2 separate regions of the Mus musculus genome follow, and region 2 is linked to region 1. A link is a loop called in an ENCODE intact Hi-C map of the cell type or tissue named here. Cell type or tissue: heart. All regions are shown on one strand. Region 1 overlaps Uvrag (UV radiation resistance associated gene). Region 2 overlaps Uvrag (UV radiation resistance associated gene).

What was found. Hi-C counts contacts between places; a loop is a spot of excess contacts. Peaks named below come from ENCODE experiments on the same cell type or tissue, not always from the same donor. Only the 100,000 strongest peaks of a DNase experiment are listed, where the experiment ranks them.
Region 2: a loop joins it to region 1, with 1.8 times the contacts of the local background. A loop is called at or near these places in 2 of 42 quality-filtered maps.

What each region holds. Positions count from the first base shown.
Region 1 is chr7:98,894,725-98,897,224 of GRCm38, reverse strand. The region is part of intron 14 of Uvrag (UV radiation resistance associated gene); the gene reads left to right. It also overlaps Gm8149. Among named protein-coding and RNA genes, the nearest start is that of Gm33827, 19 kb to the right of the region's middle. In heart, no CTCF peak of the experiment used is centred here; a DNase peak (open chromatin) is centred at 1,284; H3K4me3 peaks cover 1,257 bases; H3K27ac peaks cover 2,286 bases.
Region 2 is chr7:98,951,541-98,954,040 of GRCm38, reverse strand. All of the region lies in intron 12 of Uvrag (UV radiation resistance associated gene), which reads left to right. Among named protein-coding and RNA genes, the nearest start is that of Gm33827, 76 kb to the right of the region's middle. In heart, no CTCF peak of the experiment used is centred here; no DNase peak of the experiment used is centred here.

The DNA of each region.
Region 1 (2,500 bases):
ATCGACCCTGAAGACCTTGACCTTTTTCAGTTTATTTCTCTATCATGGACTCTTATCCTGTGTTCACACCTACATGGTACATGTCTGAGGTAGTCATTTTACATTTGTGTCTTGGGTTCTGTGGTGCATGTCTGACCCTACCACTAGCTATAAGCCCCATAAGAGCAGAAGTGTGGCTTTATCCAGTTGCTGTCAGATCCCAAGTCTAGTGCCTGGCCTGTGTGTAGTAGATACTCAGTGAATACTCAAGGTTGAATAAATGTGTTGGCTCATCATCCTGCTACTAAGTATGTGCTGTGCCCTTCAGTAGTTCAGCGGACCCCAAAGGACCCCTAGAGTGCTCAGTCTGCTATGGAGCAGTGATTAACTGGGGACCAATTGTAACTCAGGGGATCCTGCCCAAGGCCGCAGCACCCCTCTCTGTGGTGGCAGAGTGATCTGGTTTTCTTTTAGAGCAACAGGCAGCTGAGTCCTGTGGTTTAGATCATGTCAGGTTTTATTAGAAACTTGATGGTAGCTCAGCGTTAGCATATCTTTCAAAACCTTCATTTCACAGTTTCTGTCATTGGCCTCTGGAGTCTCACGCTTCCTTTAGCTCCTTTCCAAGGCTGGTTTTAAATTTTGAGAGCATTCTCAGGCCAGGGCTTTAATTTCCCTGCCGGGCTCCTTCTGAGGCTGGGTTCTGTGAGATTGTTGTTCCCCTGGCTTCCCTGGCAAATGGCAGAGGGTTCTCCTCTCCCAGATTTCAGCATAAACAGTTTACTATTCCCAGGTCTCGAGTGCTGTGCAGACTCGGCACGGGACCTCCAGCTGTCATTCCTGGACCTCTTTCCATGCTCTTGGAGGATGTTACTTACACACCACGTAAATGACATCAAGATGGGCTATGTCTATTCCTGCAGACCATTTTATAGTCCCCTGAATGTCTGATGCCTGACTGAAATTTCAGTATATTAATTTGTCCTGATGTCCTAACGTGAAAGTTGATGGGTGATGGAGCTGACTTGACCCATCCCAGGACCTCCCCATGGCCCATGGACAATCTCTGTATTCCCATCCCAGGAGGTCAGCTTTGAGGAGGGGCTCGGGCAAGATGCTCTCCACCACCGTCCCTAACCTGCGCAGGGCCTACTCCCTTAAACTGGCTCCCGTTGCCCAGGCCAGGATGCTTGATGGCCGACCACCCCATCACATCCTGGGGAACTGATTACCTTGGCTGCTTATTTTGTCCTCTGCCTGTGAGCTCTGTCGTCCCCAGATCCATCTTTCCATCACTGCTCGGTTGAGACTATCTAAAGGCTCCATGTTCGGCTCTGCCTTTTTATAGTTTGCTTATTTTCGTCAGACTTTGGCAGAAATCCTCCTAAACAGAGCCCAGGGGAAGGTGGCCACTGACACACATTTCAGCCTGTGCTTTGGGCCTAAGATTGTTTCTATTTTTATTTTGTTTGGAGTTTTTGTTAGCATCCAGGGCAAAGATTAAGCACTTGCACTTATCTGGTAATGGTGAGAGGCCCTTAGATCCCTCGCCTGTGGGCAGGAGACCCCTGCTTAACCCTGTTAACCCCACTCTCTCTCCTGGGAGATAAGATCTAGCTGTTAAATTTGGCTTCCACAGAGGCCCCGACTTCCACTTGATCAAAGAGTGGGAGGGGAGAAAGATAAATCCCACCCTTGGCTACGTTTTGAAAAGAGAATAGCCGTCTAATGTATGGAGGTTGTTTTGTTTTGTTTTAAACTAACTTTATGTCATAATTTCTTAGCTGCCAAAAAGATGTAATCCTACCTCAGCCTCGCCTTGGCGACCTGCTTTTGGCGCCGGGCACAGCCCTGTCACTACTCTGCATTATTTTAGCAGTAATCTTTTAGAAGGTGAGAAACGATTATTGCTTTTTAGCACAGTTGACATGATATTGGCGCAGAGCAGGGCCTACAGCTTCAAACCTGATGGCCGGACCCCAACCTAAACACCGCCAGATAGAGCGAGAGGCTGCGGCTGCTGCAGGGGCGGGGGGGGGGGGGGTTGAGAAGAGTGAATGTTATCTAAAAGTTTCCCTTTCCCCTCCCCCACCCCTAGCCCCCAGCCCCCTTTCTTTCTAAGCATCCCTGTTCCTGAGTTGTAGCTGTAGATTTTGGCTGGAATCCTGAGAATCAGGATTTAGGGTTTTGACCAGCTGTGATCTGATAATGTTCCTCAGAGGAAACATTGCAGAAGGGAAAACGTATCTGAGCTGTAGTTTCCCCCATGAAGCAACGGGGAGAGCCCCTGCTGTAGACAGATAAAACATTCCTCCTCCATGGATCTGAAAGAGAATGGGAGGAGTCATTTGAAAATACAGCCAGCCCAGCTTCACGAACTCTCTTGATGTAGTAACTTTTCATGGGTTTTCTTTGTTCCATTTTTCTCTCGCCCTCCATATTTTATATGGCTTCGTGGCTAAATTAACTTCTGAATTGTAATTGGTGTGAGAACCCCTCACAGCATACAGGGCTCTAGGAA
Region 2 (2,500 bases), 57 kb before region 1:
ATCCTTCCTTCATTAGTGAGGCTGTTCACCATCATCTAAGATAGACTCTTCTGGGCCTCCCCTATGACAGAGGACCTTGGAACAGCCTTCTGTGTCTCACTGCCCCTTCCTTCCCTTGTCAAGCTTGTCATCTCCATTGTCTCCTCTCCAGCCACTCCCAGGCTCACAGCAGACTGTCCCACTGCACTGAGACTCTTCCCACACTACCGGAGCTACCCAGCAGTGAGCTCATGGAACTAAATCTAGCAGGCTGTTAACTTCCTCATTGCTTGGGCTCTGAGCAGTGTTGACTGTTGACAGCCTCTTTCTTGAGGTCGCACTTTCCCTGAGCTTCTTGCTTGTCCCCATAGTTTAGAGCCAGCCTTTTGAAACTTTTTCATTTTCCAAGCGTTGATTGACATCCTCAGGGTCTGAAGCTCTCTATGCCTGCCCATACCTGTGGTTTGGGTTTCCACCTAATGTCTAGAATTGCTATTTTCCCCTCAATTTCTCTTCTAAATGTATTTGAGATATGTGTGTATGTTTTTATATATTATATAATTTTATAATTATTAAGGGGAGGGGGTCCTGTGCTGTAATATTGCTATGTAACCCAGGCTGTGTTGAACCCCAAGTCCTCCTGCTTCCACTTCCTCAGTCCTGGGGAGTATGGGGTATGCTCTGACCCAGCTATATCTTTGCCATCATAACAACCCATCACAAAATTCCTTCAGTTCTTCCCACTAGAACTGAAATCCTAGTTTAGAATTATCTAGAACTCAGAACATATCTTCCTTTCTACTCCTGGACCCCTAATCATTTCTAGCCTGGAACATTGTAACACATGCAAAAATAGGTCTTAATCCCTTTTACCATACTGTGGCTGAAATGCAAGTTCAAGAGCTGATGTACAAATGAACTTGCAAGAACTGACAGCATGCACAAGTTCAAACCAGACAAAATCCCAGTGCAGGGAGCTTTTGTGTTGTTTTGGTTTTGTGCTGCTTTTGGTTTTAAGAGGGAAAAAGAATATAAAGTTGTTGGTTAGGGAGGGGGATCTAGGAGTAGTTGAAAAGAAGAAGAGTATCACCAAATATTTTATATGAAAAAAAAAAACAATTTAAAAATTAAAAACTAAAAAATCTACACCCCAGTTTAGGGCTATAGCTCATTTGTAACATGCAGGGAGTGTCAGATTAGATTCCTAGAACCATAAACTAGGCGCATACCTGTATTCCCAGCACTCAGGAGGTAGAAGCCACAGGATCAGAAATTCAAGGCCATCCTCTTGGGGAATCCAGGTCTAGCCTGGAGTACAATGAGATCCTGTCTAAAAACAAACAACCCAAAAACCCAACCCCATCACACCCAGGCATTACAAATGAATTCCCTGGGGCTGGAGAGATGGCTCAGTGGTTAAGAGCATTGACTACTCTTCCAGAGATCCTGAGTTCAATTCCTAGCAACCACATGGTGGCTCACAGCCATCTGTGATAAGATCTGATGCCCTCTTCTGGTGTGTCTGAAGACAGCTACAGTGTACTCACATACATTAAATAGATAGATAGATAGATAGATAGATAGATAGATAGATAGATAGATCTTTTTTAAAAAGAGGATGAGGAAGAAGAGGAGGAAGAGGCAGAAGGGGTTTCCTGTGGCTTACAGAAGAACCTGTTCCCTCGGCTCGCAGACCTGTCCAGCCACCCCCATAAACCCACTGGCTGTCTATTTCATTGTCCTCTTAGCCATCTTTGAGTCTGCCTATCACACATATAAAATCTATAGCAACTCATGTTGACTTCATCCTCAACCTAGGAGAGATGACCACTCTACAGCCACCACGCAGGTTCAAACCAGAGGCCTCTCAGGATGTGCTGCAGTGGGAGTGGCCCTCCATGTTTTCTTTCCCTTTCCCCTATAACTCTTTCTCAGTGAGATGGCTCAGTGGGTAAGAGCACCCGATTGCTTTTCCAAAGGTCCGGAGTTCAAATCCCAGCAACCACATGGTGGCTCAAAACCATCCGTTAGAAGATCTGACTCCCTCTTCTGGAGTGTCTGAAGACAGCTACAGTGTACTTACATATAATAAATAAATAATAATAAAAAAAAAAACAACAAAAAAAACCTCTTTCTCTTGGAGCATCTGGTTGTTGTTTTTAACTTGTTGACTTTGAAGAGAGATTTACTGACCATTAGACATGGGGAGAAGAATTATCAAACATTCATTATCAACATTATCAAAAAGCTGATTTCATTCATTTTCACAGGAATTAGAATAAGGCACAAGTATGTGCTGGGTTTTGTAAGAGAGCTCCATTCTCTGAATGAAGGAGTCAAGTAATGGACTCACTCACACCCTAGAGTTTGGGAACAACACTGTTCACAGGACACCACAGGGACAGAGAAGAAAAGCCATCACCTCATGCCTCTGGGATAAGATAACTCTCAGTTCCCAACATGGAGAATTTGACATGTTTATGGGACATTTAGGTAAAAATGTCCAGCACATGATCACAAA